2 separate regions of the Homo sapiens genome follow, and region 1 is linked to region 2. Evidence: read pairs that join two places in POLR2A ChIA-PET (ENCODE). Cell type or tissue: CD4-positive, alpha-beta T cell. All regions are shown on one strand. Each heading gives the region's core, and the rest is flanking DNA. Links, peaks and the distances in the headings are about the cores only. Region 1 holds the start of SLC35A2 (solute carrier family 35 member A2). Region 2 overlaps LOC124905186 (a long non-coding RNA gene).

The links. ChIA-PET counts read pairs that join two places held together with the same protein. Peaks named below come from ENCODE experiments on the same cell type or tissue, not always from the same donor. Only the 100,000 strongest peaks of a DNase experiment are listed, where the experiment ranks them.
Region 1: POLR2A ChIA-PET joins it to region 2 with 6 read pairs; 8 of 35 experiments call an interaction of 5 or more read pairs at or near these places.

The regions. Positions count from the first base shown.
Region 1 is chrX:48,907,706-48,914,834 of GRCh38, reverse strand. It overlaps SLC35A2 (solute carrier family 35 member A2), which reads left to right and starts at 3,189. Exons shown (of 5, transcript NM_005660.3): 1 at 3,189-3,289; 2 at 4,839-5,021. The coding sequence starts at 3,199. PIM2 (Pim-2 proto-oncogene, serine/threonine kinase) reads left to right here. Exons shown (of 6, transcript NM_006875.4): 5 at 264-440; 6 at 541-1,653. The coding sequence ends at 704. RefSeq lists enhancers at 506-555, 2,246-2,295, 3,536-3,585 and a silencer at 3,946-3,995. In CD4-positive, alpha-beta T cell, for the core only: no CTCF peak of the experiment used is centred there; DNase peaks (open chromatin) are centred at 2,874 and 3,154; H3K4me3 peaks cover 2,580 bases; H3K27ac peaks cover 1,919 bases.
Region 2 is chrX:48,659,633-48,666,761 of GRCh38, reverse strand. LOC124905186 (a long non-coding RNA gene) reads right to left here. Exons shown (of 2, transcript XR_007068228.1): 2 at 3,194-3,481. Among named protein-coding and RNA genes, the nearest start is that of WAS, 21 kb to the left of the region's middle. In CD4-positive, alpha-beta T cell, for the core only: no CTCF peak of the experiment used is centred there; no DNase peak of the experiment used is centred there.

The sequences.
Region 1 (7,129 bases), core at 371-5,370, 250 kb before region 2:
ACCTTATTCTGGGCTCCTATTCTGGTGAGGGGATCCTGTTACCATCCTGAGTATTCTTTCTCTGGTAAGGGGATCCTGTTACTTTTCAGTGCTTTTATTCTGTTGAGGGGACTCTGTTATTTTAGCTGCTTTTTATCTAGTGAGGGGACTCTGCTTTTATCTTGAGTGCTCTTAATTGTGGTGAGGCCATCCTTCCTGGAGAGTTTGGGGTTGGAGAAGGGCATCATGAGATTGAGTTGGTCTAACCCCTGGCTTGTGTGCAGGGACAAGGGTGTACAGCCCCCCAGAGTGGATCTCTCGACACCAGTACCATGCACTCCCGGCCACTGTCTGGTCACTGGGCATCCTCCTCTATGACATGGTGTGTGGGGACATTCCCTTTGAGAGGGACCAGGAGATTCTGGAAGCTGAGCTCCACTTCCCAGCCCATGTCTCCCCAGGTGAGGCCTCACTGACCCCAGCCCAGAAGACTCCATCCTTCTCAGGGACCAGTACCCCCTACTGACTGCTAATCTTCCCTCTCTGCTTCTTGGCCTACAGACTGCTGTGCCCTAATCCGCCGGTGCCTGGCCCCCAAACCTTCTTCCCGACCCTCACTGGAAGAGATCCTGCTGGACCCCTGGATGCAAACACCAGCCGAGGATGTACCCCTCAACCCCTCCAAAGGAGGCCCTGCCCCTTTGGCCTGGTCCTTGCTACCCTAAGCCTGGCCTGGCCTGGCCTGGCCCCCAATGGTCAGAAGAGCCATCCCATGGCCATGTCACAGGGATAGATGGACATTTGTTGACTTGGTTTTACAGGTCATTACCAGTCATTAAAGTCCAGTATTACTAAGGTAAGGGATTGAGGATCAGGGGTTAGAAGACATAAACCAAGTCTGCCCAGTTCCCTTCCCAATCCTACAAAGGAGCCTTCCTCCCAGAACCTGTGGTCCCTGATTCTGGAGGGGGAACTTCTTGCTTCTCATTTTGCTAAGGAAGTTTATTTTGGTGAAGTTGTTCCCATTCTGAGCCCCGGGACTCTTATTCTGATGATGTGTCACCCCACATTGGCACCTCCTACTACCACCACACAAACTTAGTTCATATGCTCTTACTTGGGCAAGGGTGCTTTCCTTCCAATACCCCAGTAGCTTTTATTTTAGTAAAGGGACCCTTTCCCCTAGCCTAGGGTCCCATATTGGGTCAAGCTGCTTACCTGCCTCAGCCCAGGATTCTTTATTCTGGGGGAGGTAATGCCCTGTTGTTACCCCAAGGCTTCTTTTTTTTTTTTTTTTTTTTGGGTGAGGGGACCCTACTCTGTTATCCCAAGTGCTCTTATTCTGGTGAGAAGAACCTTACTTCCATAATTTGGGAAGGAATGGAAGATGGACACCACCGGACACCACCAGACACTAGGATGGGATGGATGGTTTTTTGGGGGATGGGCTAGGGGAAATAAGGCTTGCTGTTTGTTCTCCTGGGGCGCTCCCTCCAACTTTTGCAGATTCTTGCAACCTCCTCCTGAGCCGGGATTGTCCAATTACTAAAATGTAAATAATCACGTATTGTGGGGAGGGGAGTTCCAAGTGTGCCCTCCTCTCTTCTCCTGCCTGGATTATTTAAAAAGCCATGTGTGGAAACCCACTATTTAATAAAAGTAATAGAATCAGAAGCGGCTGGCCATTTGTAGGTGTGAGGCTTTTATGGAGCATCTACTGTGCACTGAGACAGACTGTCCCTCTGCTTTGTCCTCAGGAAGCCACAGTCTTATGTTGCCATCCTAAAGAGCTTTAAGGATTCTTGAAGCTGCACCACACACACACAAAAAAATCTTGATTCCCCTGCCCCTGATCTTATGCAGTGCCCAGTATGTGCAGAAGGGTTCTCTGTTGGAGATACTGTGCATATTGAAGGTGTTTAGGGCACATCCCCAATCAAGATGGCTATCTCAGAAGCAGAAAAACTACCTTCCCTGGCACCCCAGGGGAATGAAGAAGCCCTTTCCCCTGTTGCAGAAGAAAAGCCCTGTCAGGGTACTGGCCAGGGCGGGGCTGGGGTTGGGCGCTGACTGGAATCTGTCCAGGGTGTAGTCACCTGTTTTGCTCTTTATCTTTAGCCTCTTCCCCCATCTTTACCCTTACATACCCATCCCTCTAATTTCTCCTTCAACACTTGACTTACCTGGCCTACCCTATTCCATGTTGGTTTCACTTGTTCCGACCTGAGTTGTTCCCTCTCTTGCCCTGCTTATTTGTCTCGGTTCAGTATAAACTCCGCCTTCCGGGTTCCAGCGGTTCTCCTGCCTCAGCCTCCAGAGTAGCTGGGTACAGGTGCATACCACTAAGCCCGGGTAATTTTTTTTTTTTATTTGAGACGGGGTTTTGTCGTTTTGCCCAGGCTGGAACTCCTGAGCTCAGGTGATCGCCCGGCTCAGCCTCCCAAAGTGCTGGGATTACAGGCGTGAGCCACCGCCTCTGGCCCGGACTCTTGCCCTGCTTCCAAATGCTAGCTAACCTGTGAGCCTTTCGCCTGTCCCCTTTGCCATCCTCAGTGGTGACTCACTTGTCTTCCCTTATGTGCGTCAACTTTCCTTTGCATTTTCACTTGTTTATCCTCACCTGCTCTGCTTTTATCTGCTAGCTTAACATTCCTGACTCGCACCTGATGCCAGTACGCCCTCACCCCGACCCCGCCAGGTCAAAGTTTCTTCGTCCCCAGATTCCCGTGTGCTCTCCAGGGGGCGAGGCCTCTCTGGAAGACGGGAAAGCGGAATTTCAGTCCAACCATGAAGCACCTGGTAGTTTCTGATACGGAAAGGGCGGCGCCTTATGGAGAAGCTGCCAATAAAGAGCCGAGATGAAAGGGGTGGCTGAACCAATGAGTCTAGGAGACAAGATCGGGGGATGATCTGGAAAGCGCGATCAGTGAAGCGGACGAACGGCAGGATAAGGCGGGTCTAGTGACAGGAATGGGCCGATGAAGCTCTGTAGGGATGGTGGGTAGGCCGATCGGGCCGTGTCCCCGGCCTCCCGATCCGACGGAATTTGGAAATCCCGGGGCTATTCATACATTGAGCTTTTAGGAGCGGAGGAGAAAAGCCACCACCCTGACGATCCCGGCTCTCGCTCCACCTTCACTCAGGTGGCCCGGCAGCGGAAGTGACGAACGCGGAAGTGGTTTTTCTGTTGCCGAGGGGACGGGCCGGGCAGATGCCAACATGGCAGCGGTTGGGGCTGGTGGTTCCACCGCGGCGCCCGGGCCAGGGGCGGTTTCCGCGGGTGCATTGGAGCCGGGGACCGCCAGTGCGGGTGAGACAGTCTGCCCGAGCAGTCGCATGGGAGGCGGAGGTCGGGATCGCTGGGAGTCGGGAATGTTCCTCACTAAAGTGAGAGGGAGCATCCCGTGTGGACCGACGTGTGTGTGTGTGTGTGTGTGCACATTGTCAGTGTGTTGGGGGCGGGGAAGAGAACATTCTGAGAGTGATTGTGGGATCCTTCCGCATATGGAGAGTAGAGACCATTGTGAGTGTGGTGGGTAATTCTTTTTGGGAAGGCTAAGGCCACCGAAACCATTCTGAATATGTGGAGTCCTTCCGTGTGGAAGAGACCATTCTGCGGGTGTGGGAGTTCCTCACTGAAGAAGGGGGAGACTATTCTGAGGGTGGTGGTTCCTTCCTTATAAAGGGACAGAGACTATTGTGAGTTAGGGTGGGGCGAGTCCTTCTTTATGTGACTAGAGAGGGTCCATTTTGAGGATGGGGGTGTCTTTCATTATGTGCGGAGGAGACCGTTCTGGGGGCTCCCTCCTAATGGAGGTAGAGTTCATTGTACATTCGGGTGGGAGGGCTCATCGTTATATGGTGGAGAAAGAACGTTCTGAGAGTGCCGGGTCCTTCCTTATAGCAGAGAGAGCTCATTGTGAGTGTGGGTAGAGCAAGGAAAAATTCATTAGCTAGAGGGTCCGTGTGCGGTGGTGGGAGGGCAGACCATGTGGAGTGCAGGGAAGTATTTCCTCATCTGGTTGAGGGAGCCAGACCTTTCTTGGTGGGATAACCATTCCTGATACAGGATTCAGTCCCTGGGAGCATGTGGGAATCATTTCTTGTATTTAGTAGACTATTCTGGTTCGAGAGGAACCAGTTGTCACAGGAGTGAGGGGTTGGAGAGACCATTCTGGGTATGAGGAGGATCATTCCATATGGGATGTAGGCCATTCTCAGTGTGAGGGAATCGAATCATTTCTTAGATAGGAGAAAGACCGTTCTTAGGGGGTGAACATACCTCATACAGTGGCCTCATTCCCTGCATTGATGTGTTATTCTTTACATGAGACAGTCCCTCATTAAACAGGAGCATCATTTCATATAAATTCTCAGTTTGCTAATCCATAAATGGGAATCCTCGCAGTTCTTTTGGAGATGACAGTGATATGAGTCTATTGAGGTAATCCATAGAAATCCCTTAACCCAGTGATAGGCATACAGTAAACACTCAATAAACGTGGAGAATGTAGTTGTCGGTATTCTTTCTGGGGAAGAGTTGCTTCTCACTTGGGAGGAAGCCGAGGCGCGTGGCCAGGGTTTGCCTCAGCCATTACCTGACACCTCAGTAAGGATTCCAGGTATGGACTGGGACAGGGTGGGGCCCATTTCTCCCTTCTGGCTCTTCCTGCTCATGGCTGAGGCAGTAAGCCGGTAGGAGTCAGACCCTTATTGGGTGAGGGCAGGCAGGCTGAGGGAGCAAGTAGCCATGGCTAGGAGGGTCCTGGGTGAGAAAGAAAGGGGGTGGGTGGTGGTGTGGCTATGCCCCAGCGGCTTCTGACCCCGTCCTTCCCCCTTGCCCCTTCCGTTCCCCACAGCTCACAGGCGCCTGAAGTACATATCCCTAGCTGTGCTGGTGGTCCAGAATGCCTCCCTCATCCTCAGCATCCGCTACGCCCGCACGTTGCCAGGGGACCGCTTCTTTGCCACCACTGCTGTGGTCATGGCGGAAGTGCTCAAAGGTCTCACCTGCCTGCTGCTGCTCTTCGCACAGAAGAGGGGTACGAACCAGGGATGGGGCTGCACTGGGGTCGGTGGGTGAGACTCCACATGTATGTGTGTGTGTTCACACAGATGGTTTGCTTCAGGAGTGTCTCCAAATCTCAACCTGCCTGGAGCGCCACTCCAGCTATGCGTAGCGGCATCTTACACTTTTCTAGCCCTAACAGCCGGGTAGCCGGCCTGTGTGGGCTGTAGGAGTGAGATTGCCAATGCTTATAAAGTAGCAGGGATCTCTCACATGTGATTTAGCTTCATATTATGGAGAATTCCGAATACATGCAAAATCAGAGAGAATAATCAAATAGTAAAATATCCATGTACCCATCCCCCAGAGTCAGCAATTAGCAACTCATGGCCGCTTTAAACAACATCAGTGATTGTTCACTCACTGCCAATCTATATGTCTACCTACGTCCTTATCCTCTTATTATTTTTAAGTAAATCCCACACGAAGTAATATTGTATGGAAGTAAATTCCCCTGAATTATCTTGAATAAATGTAGCTGGGATTACAGGCACGTGCCACCACGCCCAGCTAATTTTTTTGTATTTTTAGTAGAGAAGGGGTTTCACCATGTTAGCCAGGATGGTCTCGAACTCCTGACCTCGTGATCCGCCCACCTCAGCCTCCCAAAGTGCTGGGATTACAGGCGTGAGCCACCAGGCTGGCCTTGTTTGGTATCTTCTAAATCTGTTAATCTCTAGGGGTTTTTTGGTCTTTGCAATTAATTTGTTGGAGAAAACAGGTCATTTGTTTTGTAGACTTTGGGTAGTCTGGATTTTGCTGACTGCCTCCCTAAGGCAAATATTCTCAAAAATTTAACAAGTATTCTGTCTTCTACATCTCTTGTAAATTGGAAGTTGGGTTTATCTGCTAATTTCAACATCTCCCTGAAGGCCTTCTACTTTGAAGTGTTGCCCAATTGTTTCTCTAAAAAGGTCTTGCATAAGTAAAGGGATGGAGATGAATTATGCACCTTTGCCCTTTGTTTACATTGAAGAGAATATTCTCACCCACCTGTTAACTCCAGGTTAACAAGAGACCTGCTCTTACCTTTGTTAACTCTGTGAACAGTGTAGGTGTGAACACTGCCTCAGGCCGTGGGGGTAGATGGGTTAGCAATGCAGAGGAGCAGCTTGTCCTCATTGCTGATGGAAGATGGAAATAACAGATAGCCACAGACTTAATCACAGGCCTTCATCTCTTAGCCACAATTTCAGCACCCCTCTCTCCCCTGCCCGGAATTTTTTTCCCCTGAATTCGAGTTTGGAGACCAGGAGTGCACAGGGTTTGGTGAATGAACATCAGTAGGAGTTCCTGGGACAACCTTGTTCAGTGTTTGAAGAAGTTTTGCCTGTGGAGTGACACCCAGCTGTGACTTAAAAGATGAACTGCTGGCTGGGCGTGGTTGCTCACGTCTGTAATCCCAGCACTTTGGGAGGCCGAGAGGCAGGTGGATCACAAGGTCAGGAGTTAGAGACCAGCCTGGCCAAGATGGTGAAACCCCGTCTCTACTAAAAATACAAAAATTATCCAGGCGCGGTGGCAGGTGCCTGTAATCCCAGCTACTAGGGAGGCTGAGGCAGGAGAATTGCTTGAACCCGGGAGGCAGAGGTTGCAGTGAGCCAAGATCACACCACTGCACTCCAGCCTGGGCGACAGAGCAAGACTCCTCACCCACCCACCCCGCCCCGCCAAAAAAAAAGATGAACTGCCAAAAAGTGGGGCGAGCTTTGCAAAGGCCTTGTTACATAGGAAATGATTCTCATGTTTTTTGTTTGTTTGTTTTGAAATGGAGTTTTGCCCTTGTTGTCTGAGCTGGAGTGCAATGGCACGATCTTGGCTCACTGCAACCTCCGCCTCCCGGGTTCAAAAGATTCTCCTGCCTCAGCCTCCTGAGTAGCTGGGATTATAGGCGCCTGCCACCACACCCGGCTAATTTTTGTATTTTTAGTAGAGACGGGGTTTCACCACGTTGGCCAGCCTGGTCTCGAACTCCTGACCTCAGGTGATCCACCCACCTTAACCTCCCAAAGTGTTGGGATTACAGGCGTGAGCCACTGCGCCCAGCCCGATTATCATGTTTTCACTGGAGCAGGTCCCAAG
Region 2 (7,129 bases), core at 657-5,656:
GTGACTCATATTTGTGTTCCCTCCACAGTGCCTGGGGAAACCAGGCCAAAAGATAGAGCAAAGTGAGGCTGGGCACAGTGGCTCGCACCTGTAATCCCAGCACTTTGGGAAGCCAAGGAGGGGGGCAGATCATCTGAGGCCAGGAGTTCGAGACCAGCCTGCCCAACATGGTGAAACCCTGTCTCTACTAAAAATACAAAAATTAGCCGGGCTTGGTGGTGCACACCTATAGTCCCAGCTACTTGGGGGACTGAGGCAGGAAAATCACTTGAACCTGGGAGGCAGAGGCTGCAGTGAGCCGAGATCGTGCCACTGCACTCCAGCCTGGGTGACAGAACAAGGCTATGTCTCAAAAAAAAAAAAAAAGAGCAAAGTGTATCATATGGGTGTGCTAATGGCTGTTTCCTTATAAATGTCTATGGCAACCTGTTTGTCTTGCAGACCCTTAATTCAGAAGAGTTTTCTGCTCTAATCATTTAGGATTTTACTCTTACAGGCACCAACAGTTTGTCTCTGCCCAAGGCACAGATTAACTTCAGCCTGAGCCAAAACAGCTCTGCTCTTAGTCACTGACTGGGCAGCCAGCTGGGTGAGCTGGGAGGATGACCGTCTAGAGGGAGTAGAATTAGAACTTTGATGAAAGGTTTCTGTTTCAGGATTTTAGGAAAGTATGCCGCTTAATTCTTTATGTTCTCTTTGCAATCCTGAAAGGAAAAGGACTATTCTATTTTTTTGGTTGTTTGTTTTTGTTTTGTTTTGTTTTGTTTTTAGATGGAGTCTTGCTCTGTCACCCAGGCTGGAGTGCAGTGACATGATCTCAGCTCACTGCAACCTCCGCCTCCCGGGTTCAAGTGTTTCTCCTGCCTCAGCCTCCCGAGTAGCTGGGATTACAGGCACCTGCCATCATGCCCGGCTAATTTTTGTATTTTTAATAGAGACGGGGTTTCACCATGTTGGCCAGGCTGGTCTCGAACTCCTGACCTCAGGTGATCCGCCTGCCTCTGACTCCCAAAGTGCTGGGATTGCAGGCATGAGCCACCACGCCCAGCCTACCATCCTATGTTTTTATCTCGCTTTTTCTTCTGTAATAAATTGTTTTTTTACCCTTTGCTGATAAGAATAGATAATATCACATCTTTTAATTTAGGAAAATAAAAGCAATTTTGGCACATTGCTTCAACAGTGCAACTCGAGATCTGAATTAGAAGGAAAAAGGAGAGAATTCCCTTTTGATCATTTTTAATAAAATTCTTAAGATATGTAGATATAGGTATAGATTGATAGGTATTTACTGTCTGTAATTGTTCTAAAATACCTAGGGTAAGGCTGGATGTGGTGGCTCACACTTGTAATGCCAGCCAGAGAATCGCTTGAACCCAGGAGGTGGAGGTTGCAGTGAGCTGAGACCGTGCCATTGCACTCCAGCCTGGGCAACAAGGGTGAAACTCCATCTCAAAAAAAAAAAAAAAAAAGATCCAGGGTAGTATATACAGGCTGCTGACCATTATGTGTATGAAATACAAGAATATAAGAAAAGGTATGCATATTAAATGTAAAAATATATACATAATAAACATAGGCCTGGCACGGTGGCTCACACTTGTAATCCCAGCACTTTAGGAGGCCGAGGCTGGCAGATCACTTGAGGCCAGGAGTTCGAGACCAGCCTGGCCAACATGGCAAAACCCCATCTCCACTAAAAATACAAAAATTAGCCGGGCATGTTAATCCCAGTTACTCAGGAAGCTGAGGTAGGAGGATCACTGAGCCCAGGAGGTCGAGGCTGCAATGAGCCATGATCAGGTCACTACACTCCTGGGTGATAGCACAAGACCCTGTCTCTAAAAATACAAATTATGAGCAGCTGAGGAGAACAGGAAAATAAAAAAATTAAAAATTAAAATTAAAAATGAAAAGAATTAAGCATAAGAGAATGTAAGGTTTAGAAGATAATCTAAGACTGTAATAGGTTTTATGTTCATTTTGTTTATCATTGGCAGGGATTTGCTTTTTATCTGCAAAGGTTGTCTGTGTAAGTCTGTGTATATGCATAATATACTATTTGTGAATGCAGTTTCCATGAGCAGGCACAAAATTACAGAGAGATTTAGTACAGGGAAAAGCCAGACTTCAGCAGCCCATTCATGAAGATCTAGTAATGTAGATGTTCTCACATCCTCCTTCCCTCTCAGATATGAGCCACTGCTGTTCAGAGGATTTCATATGAGGTTCATTCACATAGAAACTGCAATGATTCTTTGATTGTGTTTTTGTCTTAGTATAAAAAAAAAGGATTTTCAGCATGATTTGATGTTGGATGGCAGGCCATTGCTTAGAGGCTCCAGGCCTAATTCACCATCCCCTGTACCATGGTTGAATTAGAGTCTATGTGTGGCATTGATTTTGAGAACGGGAGATACTCATTTGAGAGGTAGTACTTTCAGGTGCTTTATGAATACTATCACACAATGGACTGAGTGAAATCTTCATGATAAAGCAAAGTTTTAGTGGTGGGGACTTTTTGAAGAACCCAGAACACTGAAATTGGAATGAGCATCAGATTTACAAGAATGGAGGTCATAAAGATGATGACCTACTGTGTGCCATGCCCTCTTAAACCTTATTAACAATCTGAAAAGCTCATATGCAAGGCAGGCATTGTTAGCTTAGATTTACAAGTGAGGCCTATAATCCCAGCACTTCGGGAGGCCGAGGTGGGTGGATCACTTGAGGCCAGGAGTTCGAGATCAGCCTGGCCAATATGGCAAAACCTCATCTCTACTAAAAATACAAAAATTAGCCAGGCGTGGTGGCACATGCCTATAGTCCCAGTTACTTGGGAGGCTGAGACATGAGAATCGCTTGAGCCTGGGAAGTGGAGGTTACAGTGAACCGAGATCATGCCACTGCACTCCAGCCTGGGCAACAGAGCAAGACTCTGTCAAGAAAAAAAAAGAAAAAAAAAAAGAAGGAAGGAGGGAGGGAGGGAGGAAGGGGAAGAAAACAAAAAAGATTTACAAGTGAGAAGACTGAGCTCAGGGATTACATAACCTGCCCAAGGCAAGAGACAGCCACGTTTGGCTGATTGTAGAGTCTGTGCCACCTTTGCCTCTCCATATGATAAAAAAAGTTGTCACAGAAAAAAAAAATCTTTGTATTAGCCATGTATTGATGTGTAACAAATTACCTAGAATTTAGCAGCTTAAAACAACAGACATTTATTATCTCATAGTTTCTGTGAGTCAGGAATCTAGTCACAGATTAGCTAGGTTCTCTGTCTCTGGATCTCTCATGAAGTTGGAATCAAGGTGGCAGCCGGGGCTGTGGTCTCATCTGAAAGCCTGATGGGTAATGGATCCACTTCCAAGCTGACTCATGTGGTTGTTGGCAGGTTTCAGTTGCTTGAGGGTTGCTGGACTGAAGGCCTCACTTTCTTGCTATAGAGGCCTCTCCATAGGGCAGCTCACACTGTGGCAGCTGGCTTCATCAGAGGGAGCAAAGAAGAGGGCAAGAGATAGTGACAGAGAGAGAGAACTAGCACATCAGAAGTCACAATCTTTTGGAGCCTAATCATAGAAGTGACATCCTACATCCTATCACTTTTGCCATATTCTGTTCATTAGAAGCTGGTCACTAGGTTCAGCCCACACTCAAGTGCAGGGATTTCCACATGGGTGTAAATATCAGAAGGCAGAAATCATTGGGGCCATGTCAGAAGCTGCCTATCACAGGACTCTTCTTGGCTCTGCTTTTAAAGAACTTGATTCACTGTGTCTTTATTCTTTTTTTTTTTTTTTGAAACGGACTCTTGCTCTGTCACTGAGGCTGGAGTGCAGTGGCGAAATCTTGGCTTACTGCAAGCTCCACCTCCCAGGTTCATGCCATTCTCCTGCCTCAGCCTCCCAAGTAGCTGGGACTACAGGCATCTGTCACCATGCCTGGCTAATTTTTTTGTATTTTTAGTAGAGACGGGGTTTCACCATGCTAGCCAGGATGGTCTTAATCTCCTGACCTCGTGATCCACCTGCCTCGGCCTCCCAAAGTGCTGGGATTACAGGCGTGAGCCACTGCGCCTGGCCTTTATTCTTTTAAGAGTAGGTAGATAATACATATACTGATGAACTGGAGACAATACATTTTTTTTTTTTTTGAGACGGAGTCTCGCTCTGTCGCCCAGGCTGGAGTGCAGTGGCACGATCTCGGCTCACTGCAAGCTCCGCCTCCCAGGTTCACGCCATTCTCCTGCCTCAGCCTCCTAAGTAGCTGGGACTACAGGCGCCCACCACCATGCTTGGCTAATTTTTTTTATATTTAGTAGAGACGGGGTTTCACCGTGTTAGCCAGGGTGGTCTCGATCTCCTGACCTTGTGATCCACCTGCCTCGGCCTCCCAAAGTGCTGGGATTACAGGCATGAGCCACCATGTCCGGCTGAGACAATACATTTTTAAAGATATATTTTTTGGATATTGGTTTGTGTGTTTATGTGTGTATATATATTTATATATATATATATATATTTTTTTTTTTAAAGAAATGGGGTCTCATTATGTTGCCTAGGCTGGCCTCGAAATCCTGGGCTCAAGAAATCCTGCCAGCTTAGCCTCCCAAGTAGCTGGGACTACAGGTGTGTGCCACTATAGCTGGCTTAATATATTTTTAATATTTATCTATGTATGTAAATTTATAGAAACATAAGTATTTATTTTTTATTTGTTTCACTCTGTTATCCAGGCTGGAGTGCAGTGCTGCAATCCTAGCTCACTATAGCCTCAAATTCCTGGGCTCAAGGGATCCTCCCACCTCAACCTCCCAAGTAGTTAGGACTACAGGCATGTGCCACCACACCTGGCTCATTGAAAAAAAAATTTTGTATAGATGGGATCTCTCTATGTTACCCAGTTTGATCTTAAACTCCTGGCCTCAAACGATCCTCCCAACTCAGCCTTCAAAGTCACTGGGATTACAGGTGTGAGCCACTGTGCCTGGCTCTTAAATTTATAATTTAGAACATATATTTAAAAATTAATGGAGGCCCTGCTGGTTAGGCATGTTGATACTGGAAGCATGAGATTCAGGAACTTTAAAAATTAATGGAAACCACTAAATGAGGAGAAATACCATCTATAACTTCAGAACCAGCAAAGGAAAAAATAAAATGTGTAATGGGGCAATTTCAAAAACTTTATCCATCTAACATATAATGGGAAAAGATGAGGGGGAACGGGGTAGTAAACAGCAAACATAAGATGGTAGAAATAAGTTCCAATACATAAGTAATCAAAATAAATATAAATGATTACATGCCTGTTGAAAACAGAGGTTATCAGATTGGATTTGTTGTTGTTGTTGTTAATTCAACTACAGACCTGTGACAGGAAACACGCTTAGAATAAAACCACAAAGAAAGGTTGAAAATAGAGGGATGGAAAAAGATACACCAAGCAAATATGAACCAAAAGAGAGTTGGACCACATAAACAACTGCCTAGTAGACCTTTCCATTTTTATGTGCTTTGACACCTCAAACTCAGTGTGCCCACAGAGAACTCATCATGTCACAGAGAGGAATGTCAGTGAACAAGTGCGGACCAAAGCCAGACTGGAGTAGGATAAGAGAGAGAAGGATATATGGCTAGGCACAGTGGCTCATGCCTATAATCCCAGTACTTTGGGAGGCCGAGGTAGGAAGATTGCTTGAGCCCAGGAATTTGAGATCAACCTGGGCAACATAGTGAAACCCCATCTCTGCAAAAAATACAAAAATTAACCAGGCACTGTGGCACATGCCTGTAGTCCCAGCTACTCAGGAGGCTGAGGTGAGAAGATCACTTGAGCCCTGGGAGGTGGAGGTTTCAGTGACCCATGATCTTGCCACTGCATTCCAGCCTGGGTGACAGAGTGAGACCCTATCTCAGAGAGAGAGAGACAGAGAGAGAGAGAGAGAGAGAGAAGTGTGGAGTCCATGAGGGAGGATGACTCTATTTAAGGTACTGACGTCCAGGAGAAGAGAACATGAATAGTGCTAAAGAAAGAGGTTTCCTCTCCCTCTCCCTCTCCCTCTCCCTCTCCCTCTCCCTCTCCCTCTCGGTCTCCCTCTCCCTCTCCCTCTCGGTCTCCCTCTCCCTCTCCCTCTCGGTCTCCCTCTCCCTCTCGGTCTCCCTCTCCCTCTCAGTCTCCCTCTCCCTCTCGGTCTCCCTCTCTTTCCACGGTCTCCCTCTCATGTCGAGCCGAAGCTGGACTGTGCTGCTGCCATCTCGGCTCACTGCAACCTCCCTGCCTGATTCTCCTGCCTCAGCCTGCCCAGTGCCTGCGATTGCAGGCGCGCGCCGCCACGCCTGACTGGTTTTCGTATTTTTTTGGTGGAGACGGGGTTTCGCTGTGTTGGCCGGGCTGGTCTCCAGCTCCTAACCGCGAGTGATCCGTCAGCCTCGGCCTCCCGAGGTGCCGGGATTGCAGATGGAGTCTCGTTAACTCAGTGCTCAATGGTGCCCAGGCTGGAGTGCAGTGGCGTGATCTCGGCTCGCTACAACCTCCACCTCCCAGCCGCCTGCCTTGGCCCCCCAAAGTGCCGAGATTCCAGCCTCTGCCCGGCCGCCACCCCGTCTGGGAAGTGAGGAGCGTCTCTGCCTGGCCGCCCATCGTCTGGGATGTGAGGAGCCTCTCCGCCTGGCTGCCCAGTCTGGAAAGTGAGGAGCGTCTCTGCCCGGCCGCCTTCCCACCTAGGAAGTGAGGAGTGCCTCTTCCCGGCCGCCATCCCATCTAGGAAGTGAGGAGCGTCTCTGCCCGGCCGCCCATTGTCTGAGATGGGGGGAGCGCCTCTTCCCCGCCGCCCTGTCTGGGATGTGAGGAGCGCCTCGGCCCGGCCACGACCCCGTCTGGGAGGTGAGGAGCGTCTCTGTCCGGCCGCCCCGTCTGAGAATTGAGGAGACCCTCCGCCTGGCAACCGCCCCGTCTGAGAAGTGAGGAGCCCCTCCGCCCGGCAGCCGCCCAGTCTGAGAAGTGAGGAGCCTCTCCGCCCGGCAGCCACCCCGTCTGGGAAGTGAGGAGCGTCTCCGCCCGGCAGCCACCCCGTCCGGGAGGGAGGTGGGGGGGTCAGCCCCCCGCCCGGCCAGCCGTCCCGTCCGGGAGG